3 separate regions of the Homo sapiens genome follow, and regions 1 and 3 are each linked to region 2. The links are chromatin contacts, found by Hi-C or POLR2A ChIA-PET in ENCODE. All regions are on one chromosome and are shown on one strand. Each heading gives the region's core, a stretch centred on a gene start or an enhancer-like site at or near the end of the contact. The rest is flanking DNA. Distances are from core to core; before and after follow the strand shown. Region 1 holds the start of HSD17B4 (hydroxysteroid 17-beta dehydrogenase 4). Region 2 holds the start of DCP2 (decapping mRNA 2). Region 3 holds the start of DMXL1-DT (DMXL1 divergent transcript).

Evidence for each region. Hi-C counts contacts between places; a loop is a spot of excess contacts on that map. ChIA-PET counts read pairs that join two places held with the same protein, here RNA polymerase II (POLR2A). Pooled maps may share reads with other maps.
Region 1: a loop to region 2 is called in a map of naive thymus-derived CD4-positive, alpha-beta T cell, with 20 times the contacts of the local background. The contact joins the promoter of HSD17B4 here to the promoter of DCP2 in region 2. A Hi-C loop is called at or near these places in 1 of 168 maps with a recorded cell type or tissue (naive thymus-derived CD4-positive, alpha-beta T cell) and 4 of 50 pooled maps. POLR2A ChIA-PET finds 5 or more read pairs at or near these places in 1 of 52 experiments (OCI-LY7).
Region 3: a loop to region 2 is called in a map of K562, with 13 times the contacts of the local background. The contact joins the promoter of DMXL1-DT here to the promoter of DCP2 in region 2. A Hi-C loop is called at or near these places in 2 of 168 maps with a recorded cell type or tissue (K562 and naive thymus-derived CD4-positive, alpha-beta T cell) and 7 of 50 pooled maps.

Annotation. Positions count from the first base shown.
Region 1 is chr5:119,450,585-119,454,746 of GRCh38, reverse strand. HSD17B4 (hydroxysteroid 17-beta dehydrogenase 4) reads right to left here and starts at 2,250. Exons shown (of 24, transcript NM_000414.4): 1 at 2,114-2,250. The coding sequence starts at 2,171. RefSeq lists an enhancer at 2,100-2,149.
Region 2 is chr5:112,974,651-112,979,029 of GRCh38, reverse strand. It overlaps DCP2 (decapping mRNA 2), which reads right to left and starts at 2,232. Exons shown (of 11, transcript NM_152624.6): 1 at 2,044-2,232. The coding sequence starts at 2,096. LOC105379126 (a long non-coding RNA gene) reads left to right here and starts at 4,245. Exons shown (of 2, transcript XR_948679.3): 1 at 4,245-4,332. RefSeq lists enhancers at 1,782-1,891, 2,002-2,051, 2,062-2,151, 2,222-2,271, 1,807-2,566 and 2 more.
Region 3 is chr5:119,068,740-119,072,887 of GRCh38, reverse strand. It overlaps DMXL1-DT (DMXL1 divergent transcript), which reads left to right and starts at 1,998. Exons shown (of 3, transcript NR_134250.1): 1 at 1,998-2,082. DMXL1 (Dmx like 1) reads right to left here and starts at 1,801. Exons shown (of 44, transcript NM_001290321.3): 1 at 1,232-1,801. The coding sequence starts at 1,318. It overlaps LOC124901209 (small nucleolar RNA U13), which reads left to right and starts at 3,488; the gene lies at 3,488-3,591. RefSeq lists silencers at 1,365-1,644, 1,955-2,034.

The DNA.
Region 1 (4,162 bases), core at 1,001-3,500, 6.5 Mb before region 2:
GGGAGGCTGAGGTAGGAGAATTGTTTGAACCCGGAAGGCAGAGGTTGCAGTCAGCCAAGATCATGTCACTGCACTCCAGCCTCGGCAACAGAGCAAAACTCCCTCTCAAACAAAAACAAAAAGAACCAAAAATATACAGTTTTCCAAAACTAGGAAATTTCACCAAATAACTTATTTTAGAATTTAATCCAAGCAGAAGGATCACTTGAGGCCAGGAGTTTGAGACCAGCCTGGGCAACAAAGCGAGACTCCATCTCTTGAAAACATTTAAAAATTAGCTGGGCGTGGTGGCACATGCCTACAGTCCTAGCTAGTCTGGAAGCTGATGCAAAAGGATCACTTGAGCCCAGGAGTTCAAGGTTACAGTGAGCCATGATCGGGTCACTGCACTCCAGCCTGGGTACAGAGTAAAACCTTTAGCTCTGAAAAAAAAAAAAAATTTAATCAACTCTGAATGGGTAAGAGAGAATTTAACCAGTTTATGAACAGCAGGTGCTAAGTTCATAACTGTCTAGTCACAACTCATTGTTTCACAAAATCAATTTTGTGGGTTACAATTACAATTTATAAATAAAACAGAATAGAAAATAAATTTCAGGATGCATTGCCTGTACTACACACTATATCATGAACTGGTTTTAAATACAGATGTATGTGCTTGTGTAAGTGTACTGAGTACTGGTGTAAAATGTACTGCATACCATGTGTAAGTATGCTAATGGTGTCAAAAGAAGCAGTCCCTATCCTTGAATGATTTTCAGATATAGCCCCTGAAAAGGAAAGTCTCCTTAGCGATGGCAAAAACGTCTTAGAATGTAATCCCTGGACCTCCTGCATGAAAATTATCCAAGAGCTGTCAAAAAAGATTTAAAACACCAAGCGTTGTAAAATACATTATTTACAATAAAAGCAAAGTGTAAACAAAATGTTTTCCTAAAAACATTTAGAAGGTATGACTACACCCAAATACATGCCCATGCAGAGATAACCAGACAGCTATGGGTATAAAATACTTGGCTATTCATCAACACTGAAAGCATTTTCTGAAAGGCAGCATAAGAAGCCACTTTATCAATACAGATATGAAAGTACATAGGAATTAATTGACAGAATTCCAGTTTGTAACGTTTAATATATAACTCAAATAATTCATGCATTAGGGCCTTTCCAGGTATAAGGTACTACCAGTGGAGAATCAAAGGTGCATAATGTCAAGATCCCTGCACTTGGAGGTTACAGAGGTCACCCACTGGTGAGAAACTAATGTAAAATCTCACTGCACAGCATCTATGTTGGTATGAATGGTTTGTTTTAATTTTTTGTACTTTAAAAAATGGGGCTATTTCACATAACAATTTTCCATTTTGCCGCTCCTGAAATACAGGCAACTTTCCCACTGGCCGGTCCACTTCGGAATTCTCTGCTCTCCAGTTCCTCAGATGTGCCCATCCTACTCCCATTTTCTTTCTCCATCATACGCCTGACCCCTGTGCGCATTTGAGCTTACAACCTCTGCCAAGACTCCAGTGGATTTCGAGAACAGATTGTGACTTGCTAAGCATACAAACTCCAACGGGGAAGGGCTCTTATCAGACGCCCTCTTTAAAGAAGGTCCTCTCACGAACTTAAAATCTTACGACAGAGGGAAACAAACACTGAACGACCGAATGACTTTTCAGGAGCTGACATCTCTGCGCTTCAGGGGGCGAATTCCAGCCCCCGCCCCTCGCGGCTTTTCAGTCCTTTAAAAGACTAGGCAAAGATCTAAGAGAGTTAATTGCAGGAAGAGTAACAATCGATGCCCACAGATAAGGGTCAGGGAGAACTTTCACCCAGTTTTGCAATCAGCAGCCCAGCCTGGCCTCTCCTCTCAGGCAGGACCTTGGGAAGCCCACACCGGGGTGCTGGGGAGAAGCGGGCTGTACCTGCTTGAGAGACCAGGTGTTTCCGGCTCTTTCCTCCTCAAGAGATGCGGTGCCTCAAGAATAACCATTCCCCTCCCCACCACCTCAGCGGGGTGACCTCAGCTGCGGCTGCGCGCGTATGCCGGCCCGAAAAGAGCAGCCAGCTGCGCCTCAGCAAGGGGCGCGGCCTCCAACCTTCGCATGCTCACCTGCCCCCGCGCCGGTGACCAGTACCACCCGCCCGTCGAACCTCAGCGGTGAGCCCATGAATAAGGCCTGCAACGACACACACACGAACAAGCAGAGCCGCTGGACGCCGACTGCGGGACAGGAGGAGGCGGGGAATGGCGGGGGCGGGACGAGGGTCAGTGACTTGCCGATTTCTGGTAGGAAGATGAGCGCAGAGCGCGCGGCTCCCTTGGAATCCTGGGAAATGTAGTTAAGAGTGACTCCACTCGCTGGAAGACTTGCCTTCCAGGGGCCATTTCTGCGGCTGGAAGCAATGGGAGCTGCTAGGACTTGTGTAGAAGAATAGTTAACTCGACACCTTGCGTTCATCTATTCACCTGTCGTTTCATCATTCACTCAATAAACGTTTTCTGGGTTTAGTTGCTGACCTAGAGAAACAGCATGCGGCCCCTATCCTTGAGGGGCTTCCAGAGATAGCCCCTGGGAAGGAAAGTCCCCCTTAGGGATGGTAAAGATTTGTCAGTGTAATAATCCCTGCACTTCTACATGCAAACATCAGGGGACTGTCAAAATGCAGAGTCCTGGACCCCCACTGCTTACCTCCCAAAATAGAATCTCAAGGGGCAAAAACATTTTGACAAGTGTTCCTAAATGATCTTGCGTTTGTATGTTGAGAACAGTCATAGTTCAATCAACATTTACTGAGCATCTCCTGAGTTTTGATAGGATCCTCAAGCTACTCAGAGTCAGATGGTAAACTTTCAATAACGGTGCAGCCTAGACTTGTGACCAATGTGTGTAAGTGAGCTAATGGTGTCAAAATAAACAGACCCTATCCCCGCTGGGGAGAAAGAGGAAAAACTTTCTGAAGGAGGACCAGGACCTAAAGTGGCGACCCCTGCAAAGAAAGAAGGGCATTACAGGCAGCACAAACACTAGCTAGGTTTGGGGAGAAAGAGGGTAAAGCCACAAAAGCAAAGCCAGCAAGATCATGTTTAGATGTTTGAATTTTGTGCTGAAAACGGTTTTAAGTAGGATTACTCCAGAGAGTGGTGGGAACACATTTACACTATGGAAAGATCACTTTGCCCATTATGGAGGATTGATTGGATGTTGCGGGAAGTCATGGACCCCAAACAGAGGGACCTGCTAGAGCCGCAGCAGAGGAACATAAATTGTGAAGATTTCACGGACATTTATCAGTTCCCAAATAATACTTTTATAATTTCTTATGCCTGTCTTTACTTTAATCTCTTAATCCTGTTATCTTCGTAAGCTGAAGGTGTACGTCACCTCAGGACCACTGTGATAATTGTGTTAACTGTACAAATTGATTGTAAAACATGTGTGTTTGAACAATATGAAATCAGTGCACCTTGAAAAAGAACAGAATAACAGCAATTTTTAGGGAACAAGGGAAGTCAACCATATGGGCTGACTGCCTGCGGGGTTGGGCAAAAACAGCCATATTTTTCTTCTTGCAGAGAGCCTATAAACGGACGTGCAAGTAGGGAAGATATCACTAAATTCTTTTCCTAGCAAGGAATATTAATATTAATACCCTGGTAAAGGAATGCATTCCTGGGGGGAGGTCTATAAACGGCTGCTCTGTCTTATGTGGTTGAGATAAGGACTGAGATATGCCCTGGTCTCCTGCAGTACCCTCAGGCTTACTACGGTGGGGAAAAACCCGGCCCTGGTAAATTTGTGGTCAGACCAGTTGTCTGCTCTCGAACCCTGTTTCTGTTGTTTAAGATGTTTATCAAGATAATACATGCACTGCTGAACATAGACCCTTATCAGTAGCTCTGCTTTTGCCCTTTGTCTTGTGATCTTTGTTGGACCCTTATTAGTAGTTCTGCTTTTGCCCTTTGTCCTGTTCCCTCAGAAGCATATGATCTTTGTTCTGCTTTTTGCCCTTTGAAGCATGTGATGTTTGTACCTACTCTCTGTTCTTACACCCCCTTCCCTTTTGCAACCCTTAATAAAAAACTTGCTGGTTTGAGGCTCAGGTGGGCATCACGGTCCTACTGATATGTGATGTCACCCCCGGCAGCCCAGCTGTAAAA
Region 2 (4,379 bases), core at 983-3,482:
TAAAATCGTTAACAGCTGACATCACTTATTTAAATGATGTAATCCTAGATAATATGCAAATTAACCCCAATACTAGAAGGAAGACTAGCTCTGATGTCTGTAAAATGTTTAAGATTACCACATCTTTTTCTAAATCAACTCTTAACCCTATTAACACACAGCTAATTACTGATCACCTTTCTAAATACTTATCTTCAATTTTTTTCTAACTATAAAATGCATAAAAAATATTGGAAACAAAAAATAAAGATCACAATCTCATAATCCCACTATTGGTTGATGTGCGTCTAGTCATTAACCCACATACACATATCAAATTCAGTTTCTTTTTCCTTTTTTTTTTTTTATTTGGGACAAGAAACTAAATGCCTTTTCAGTGGTTCATTTGAATCTACCATACTTCAAAAATTATAAATCTACCATCACCAAAGAAGTACAGCGCCATTTGTATTAGTTGCAAAATTAGGCTATTTACTTTTCTGTATGTACTTTTGTGAGGTTTAAAACGTTAGGCTTATTACTTCTCCTTGGTATGAGAGAAAAAGCACAGGCACTGGAAAGAAAAAGGAATAGGTGTGAAATCTTGATTTTGTGAATTAGGATGAATGTGACCTTATGTAAATTACAAAGTTCCTGAATCTGTTTGCGCAGATGAAAATGGAAATATACTAACTGCACCTACCAAACACGGCTGACTGAGGATTAAATAAAACAATACATGTAAAGGTAGTGCCTGGTGCACAGTAGAAACTCCAGGCCGGGCGCGATGGCTCACGCCTGTAATCCCAGCACTTTGGGAGGCCGAGGCGGGTGGATCACGAGGTCAGAAGTTCGAGACCAGCACGGCCAAGATGGTGAAATCCCGTCTCTACTAAAAATACAAAAATTAGCCGGGTGTGGTGGCGGGTGCCTGTAATCCCAGCTGCTAGGGAGGCTGAGGCAGAGACTCGTTTGAATCCGGAAGGCAGAGGTTGCAGTGAGCCAAGACCGCACCACTGCACACCAGCCTGGGCAAAAGAAAGAGGCTCCGTCTCAAAAAATAAAAACAAAAAAACAAACAAACAAAAAAAACCCCAAAAAACTCCACAAACACCAGTTCTTTACTTTCCATTAAAAAAAACTGCATGAAGGAGATACAACTACTAAAAGCCTGCCTTTTAAAACATAAACACAGTAACTGTGAACGAAAAGGTGTTATCACTTGTAATCACAATCCACACACACTTGGCGACAACTCCGGGTATCACTGCACTCCAAATTTTACCTTCGGAAAATAAGCATTTTTAAGTATCCTACACGTGTTTGGCTATCTGAAATCAGAGTTGACAAGGGGGAAGAATGCAGAAAATTTCTCATCTGAAGTATACACCCTGAGTTAAAACCCCGCGGTTGAGAATTTCCTTTAAAATAGGATTATTAAGGATAAAAAGAAAAGCAGCGCTACACTTTTTCCCTCTCTCCCCCAAAGACAAGTCCAGGGATGAGAAAAAAAAAGTAATTCCTTACAGGAATTTACAGAGAACGCCACGGACAAATAACACGCAGGCGTCAGAATAAGTCCGAAAATTTGCTCCTTGCGCAGGTCCGCGTACCTGGGATCCTAAGCCTTAAATTACTACCCTGGGGGTCTTCCTTCAGAATCGGGGAATGAGACACAGGGAGGAGGGGGTGCACGGCGTGGAAAAGTCACAGAGGCAGAAAAAACAATGGGAGAGGGAGGCGGCGGCGGCGGCAAAACGCTAAGACCCAGGCTCCGGCGAAGCGGCTACGCCTGCGGGAAAGCAAAATAGTTGAGTAACTTAAAAAATGAGGAAATTCCGGGTGTTCTGCGGGGAAGGACGGAGGGCCTTGAGAAACAGGGAGGCTGCGGCGGAAAGAGGGGCGGTGTCGTCGGAGAGCAGGGTCGACGATGGAAAGCGAGCAGCGGCGGGAGCGGAAAGCGAGGACATGGACGTGGGCGGGGAAGAAGACCCAGAGGCCTCTGGGGGTCCGCGAAACTGAGAAAACCCGACGGGGGCGAAAGGGGGTCGGGTAGCGCGGTACCTGCAGAGATCGTCCAGGACGCTGCCGGGAATCTCCACCCGTTTGGTCTCCATGATGAGGACCCACAGCAGGAACAGTGCATCCCGGCTCCGCGCGGCCGGGGACTGACGGTACGGCACTAGGACTCCGGCTCGCCGGAGAGCTGGCAGCCGAGGAAGCCGCGGCAGAGACGACTCCAACGGAGACGAGAAGGGGAAGGGGCGGGACCCGCTCACTTCCGTCCCGCTCCCTCAGCCTTGGACCCCAAGACTGGGCCAAGGCTCGGGGCGGAGCCCCCGGAGTCACGCCCCTGCTCGCTTGAAAGGCCCAATGGGAAGCTGAAGAATTGGGACTCTAAGCACTCTAAGCCAATGAGACGTTTGTTTATTGGTCTGCTACTTCCAATCCGTCTTCAAGCTGCTCAGTTGCTACTCAGAAAACCAACTTCCCGCCGCCTTTGAGGTGGCTACACGCATGCGCACCATGCCTCCTGCGCGCTTCTGGGAAGTTCAGAGGGGTCGGGGCTTAGGTGTAGACCCCGGACACATATCCGGGACTTTGGCATGTTGTGCAGGACCTCGCGGTGACTGAGCTCTTTCCTCTGCAGGGCCGACCCTGAGAATCCGTACAACACAAGAGTATGCTCGCGATTCCTGTCACCAAGTATCTTGCACTTATCGCAGCCCCCACCAACTCCAGGCCAAGAGCTGTGCCTCTTTCACTACAAACCCTTGGAGAGGGTATCCATTTTGGAGGTGGCTCTCCTCTGTGCTTCCTTAGGCACCTGGTTCCAAACATGAAGACAAGGACTTTATCTCAGTATCTGGCACCTAGCAAAATCTTAGAAAATACTGATTTAAGCTGAACTCTGATCTGTATTCCACCCTCTGCACAAAGCAATCCCCACCTGCTCGTCCTTATTCATTCCTCGTCTTGCTTAATGGAGACCAATCCATTTGGGATCTTTGGAGAAACTAGATCCATCTGTTCTTTTTCCTCTTACATCAGACCCACAGGCCCACACACACCTGCTCCGTCACAAGTTTAGTCTGTTCTACCATTTAATCTCCCATCTTTTGTCTAAATTTGTCACATGCCACTGTGTACTTCAGTTTTGCATCATTTCTCCATACTACAGTGAGAGCTGCCTAACCACTGACTCTGCCTCCATTCTTGGCCTGTGCAACTGCCTACATTTTGTTTTGTTTTACTCAGATAGGAACAAGTTATCTTTTCAGTTTCTGCTGTATGATCAAGCCCAAGTTCCTTTGGCATAAGAGGCCCGTCACCATCTATTTTGCTCCCGTTTTCCATCTTTTTTTTCCCCTCTTTCTTGGAGAATTCCTCAAATTTATCTTCCTGACAACTACAGAGTTTTTACTTATTTAGAGTTCTGTTTTGTTCTTCAAATGCCCCTTTCTTGTGGTGTCACATTCTTGCTTTGTATATTTTATTTTATCCTTCTGAGGATATTAATAATAGATTTTGACGTTTTCTTCTCCCTGAGTAGTCTTATTCCTCTCAGCTGCTTTTTGCTATTATCTTGATCTCATCTATCCTATTAGAAGCCTCTGTAGTCCTTGACTATTCACTCACACTTAAGAGTAAGGCCTTAACCTGGAGTCAAGTGCCTTGAAAGCTAATTGGAAGCTCTCACCTTGTAGATGGTACTTGTTTCCTGAGAGCTTCACTGTAGGATGATCTGGCTGAGCTGTTGGTTGGAAACACATGGTATCAGTATCTGTACGTAATTCTTTCTGCTGATGAAATTCCCTAAAGAGAAAATGCTTCCAGGCACAGCTTCATGTATTCTGGGAGTCCAGTACAGAAGCACAGGCTGCAGTATTCCATTTGCTTTATTCAGTACTCCCAGCACAGTCCAAGTCTTATTTTAGATTTCCTAAGAAGCAGGCACTGAGACAAGATTTTGAGTGCAGATAGCCTGTGAGGGAGGTGATCTTGGGAAACATTGGTAGGAGAGCAGGAAAGTGAGTCAAGGAGGGGAGGAAAGCCAAAAGGTTTATTATCAAGGAAATTAGCACTGTGGTTAACTGGAGCTTACTGTCACTGGAGAACTCTGGTGGCCAGTATAAAACATATACCTCAGAGTTATCCCACTCAAGGGGTGAGGGAGATGGGGATTTATATACCAACTTCCTTCATTGGTTGAAGGCAGCTCCTGGGGTCTGCACTCTAGCCTGCTACATGGGCAGCAAGATGGGCTCTGGTGGCCAGAAAAAGTCCTACGGCAAAGAAATGCAGATACTAGCAGTTGGACCTCCAGCCAGTGTAGTGGATGGATTGGTAAAGGTAAGAGTGAGCCCCTTCAGTTCTATTTTGCTGGGTGTGCATTCTAC
Region 3 (4,148 bases), core at 749-3,248, 6.1 Mb before region 2:
GCTCACTGGGACCCTCAGAGCTCACTCTTTTCCCAAGTATTCAGGCTGGGCAAACATTTAGAATTGGAATCCCGATAATTAAGATGTGTATGAGTCAATCTAAAGGGGAGGTACAGTCTCTATTTGAAAACAAAATGCTTCTTGGCACAATTCTAAAAGTACAATTCAGGCATTAAATGCCTCCACCATTTTAAATGCTGAGTATTATTTATTCTGACCAACAAAGACCACAGAAAAATTAAAAGCAGAGAAAAAGATTAGAAATTTAACACTCCTAAACCTGGGGCATTGGTTACGTTGTTTACTTTGTGTCACTTATACAAAATTAAGTTTTACTTTTATTTTTTTTAAAGAAAAAAGCCTACAGCACTTAGTATTCCCAGGCAGTGACAAGTTTTACTTTTAATCACAACTAAAGAGGTATCTACACAAATTGTAGCAAAAATCATTAGCATTATAAATTTATGTAGATAAAAGTATCATGTGCAATTACTGACTTATATTTTGAAATTGTTATTAAAAAAAAACCTATAGTTAAGGTAGAAAAATGCCACTATACTGACAAGTAGCCCGAAATTTGGTGCCCTCTTCTTGTCAATATGTGACCAATGAAAAGCAAGTTAAGCAACCTTAACCTGGGATTACCAGGTTATTGTAAAATATCCAAGAAATATTTTTAAAAATGAAAAGGCTTTTTTTTCTTTCCGAAGTTATTTCTCAGGGAATTAGAAAAGAAAATAAATGAAAAACACTGTTCTCAAGGCTAGTTGTTGATGGCAAACAATTGGTAATTGTTTTGAGACACCCACTTTTTAACTACAAAGATACTTGACCTTAACTTAGAATACAAAATGAAACCAATCTCCACTATTCCTAAATTTGACAATTTGAACCTATAGAATGGTATAAAAAAGCCCCCAACTCGTTACTCAACAAAGATTTTTGAACAAACGACTTTGGCAAAGCACCCTGGCCCAAGGCAGACAGACCAAAAACTTTAAAAATCCTACAAAATATTCTAACTTGAGTTCAGGCTCCATACAGTACCTCACTGACCGACATGGTTTTGCTTCCTTAGTTCTCAAGGGCCAGGTCTGCTGGGTTCTGGGTGGTAAGGACCCCCCTGGGGAGACAAGACCTCGCGCCTCTGCCCGTCGTTCTGGGCCAAGCTCGGCCCAGAATGACGGGCAAAGGCCGGGCCACGGGCGACGCGAGGGCCTCCCTCACTCACCGTGAAGCGCTGGTCGCCAATGCTGCCCACGGAGAAGCAGTGGTCGCCAGGGTTCACAGCCCCGGTCAGCACCTGGTGCAGGTTCATGTCGGCGCCCTAGTCCTGCAACGGACACCGCATCCAGCTCATGCCACGGGTCAGCGGCTGCTTCCCTCCCTCCTTCCCTCAGGGGCGGCGGCCGCTCTTCGGTGGCGACGGCAGAAGCAGCGACAGGCGCCTGGAGCCGGAGCCGCTCAGCTGGGGCCCGCGACTCATCCCGAGCCCCGGAGGGCGAGGCCCGGAGGGGGCGGGTCGGCGAGAGGGCGGAGCGCCGCGCTCCTTCGCGCACCTGTCACTCCCCGCGCTAGCCCAGGTGAAGCTCAGGGTCCCCTCACCGGCCACGACCCGGGGCCGACTCACCGGCCAGGAAGGCCGCGCTGTCCACACACTTCCTCTGGACCTCGGGCAGCCGCTCCTGACCCAGCCCGAGTGGCGCAAGCAGTACGCGCTCGCACTCCCCGCCTGACCTGTCCCTTCCCGGCTCCGGTGCCCGCCACCCCCACAGTCCTCCGCCACTCACTACGCGCCTCTGGATCCCTGCGGCCGAAATATCGCGAGACTTCGCTCGGGGCAGCTGCTACTGTGGTAAAGAATTCACTTTTTTACCACAGCGTGCGTATCAGCAAGTGAACATAAAAACGCCTCTTCTAGTCAGAAACTGGCCAATCCCGACCCCCGGTCCACCTAGGGCTCCGCCCACCACCGAGAATAAGCCAATCTCTTTGAGGCTTCTACAGGAGAACGCCGTGCGTTTGAGCTTGAACCTGATAAGCCTGGCAGAAGCCTGATGAACCCAGAATGAGTGAGATGTGGTAAGTTGTGCTTTAGGTTAGGGCGTCATCTAACTGTTGGGCCAGAAAATTTAAAGGGGAGAAGTGCATCCTAAAGGGAGTTGCAGTTTCCTCGGTTCTGGTAGGACTACAAGTCCCAATATGCACCGCTCCCCCGGGCGACCTGAGTGTCTCTTGAGTAAATGTGACCCTTGAAACGTCTACGTTAGCAGCTTAATGGTTTCTCCAGCCTTGCGCGTGTTTCCAAGTCCCTAAACGGGATGGTTTTTGAAAGGCTCGAACACTTGACAAGTAGGAAAGTGGTATTTTCTTAGCCTAAGTTATCTTAACACGTGATTTGAAATAGTGCTGGTAATAACAACACACCAGCCCTGCATTGAGCGTTTGTTTTGGAAAAGAACCTAGGAATTCCAGAATGATCAGAGTCACAGCTACAAACTGAGATTCAACTCTCATTGTATTTTGACACAAGTTTTGTATTATAATTGACAAACATCTGTTTATATGTCTCCCCCTGTATACCGTAAGCCTCTTTGGAATACAGAGGAACAGGACACAAGTCTGTCCTTAATGTCTAGCACCGCACCAGTCCCACCCATTCAGGGTGTTCTGTAAATGTTGCATGAATGTGTATAGAAACTCTCCAAATAGGCCAGGCACGGTGACTCACGCCTATTATTCCAGAACTTTGGGAGGCCGAGGAGGGTGAATCACGAGGTCAGGAGTTCGAGACCAGCCTGGCCAACATAGTGAAACCCCCTTCTCTACTAAAAATACAAAAATTAGCCGGGCGTGGTGGCTCCCACCTGTAATCCCAGCTACTCGGGAGGTTGAGGCAGGAGAATCACTTGAACCCGGGAGGCAGAGGTTGTAGTGAGCCAAGACCCCCGTTGCACTCCAGCCTGGGTGACAGAGTGAGATCCCGTCTCAAAACAAACAACCCTCAAAACTCTCCAATAGGCCAGGCACGATGGCTCACGCCTGTAATCCCAGCACTTTGGTAAGTCGAGGTGGGGGCGGGGGGATCACCTGAGGTTGGGAGTTCGAGACCAGCCTGGCTAACATTGTGAAACCCAGTTTCTACTAAAAATTAAAAAATTAGCCTGGCATGGTGGCACGCGCCTGTAATCCCAGCTACTGGGAAGCTGAGGCGAGAGAATCGCTTGAACCTGGGAGACGGAGGTTGCAGTGAGCCAAGATCGTGTCATTGCACTCCAGCTTGGGCAACAAGAGAGAAAGTCAAAAAAAAAAAAAAAAAAGAGAGAAAAGAAAATAAAGAAACTCCCCCTTTTGTTGTAGTATGAAGACTTCAAACTATAATAATACTAGGGTGGGACGAGTACTAGTAAATTTATTTCCTTTTATTTTTACTACATTTTTTGCAATGTACATTTACTTTGTCTGACAATAAAAAGCTACTTACGAGATACTTTTTAGTTCATAAGTGGGATGATTGTGTGTTCACACTTGTGTGAGACGTCCCTCCCTCAAACCTTGTTGCGCCATCATCTGCACATTACCCATCTGATGTGGGGAAAAAAAAAAAACCCGAAACTTATTTAAAAAATGAATTTCATTATGTATTCCAGGCTTTTCATAAGATAAGGGACAAAACTTAATTTGTCTTTTTTTAAAATATACTTATTTTTTGAGGTCTAACATACCTACAGTTTGTCTTTTATTATTTCAAATTATACTTCAAGTGCTTTTTAATTTTATATTTTAGACCCAGAACCAGGATTGTTGTACTTGTGTGGCTCCCACATAAATTCTGTGGCTGGTTCATAATTTAACATGTTTACTCATTCTATTTTGCCCATTTGTTAGTTTTGAAGAGCATTCCACGTATTAGAATAAAACTGAGCAACAAGATGCGGGGCGCGGTGGCTCACGCCTGTAATCCCAGCACTTTGGGAGGCCAAGGCGGGCAGATCATGAGGTCAGGAGATCAAGACCGTCCTGGCTAACACAGTGAAACCCCGTCTCTACAGAAAATACAGAAAAAAAAATTAGCCAGGCGTGGTGGCGGGCACCTATAGTCCCAGCTATTTAGGAGGCTGAGGCAGGAGAATGGCGTGAACCCGGGA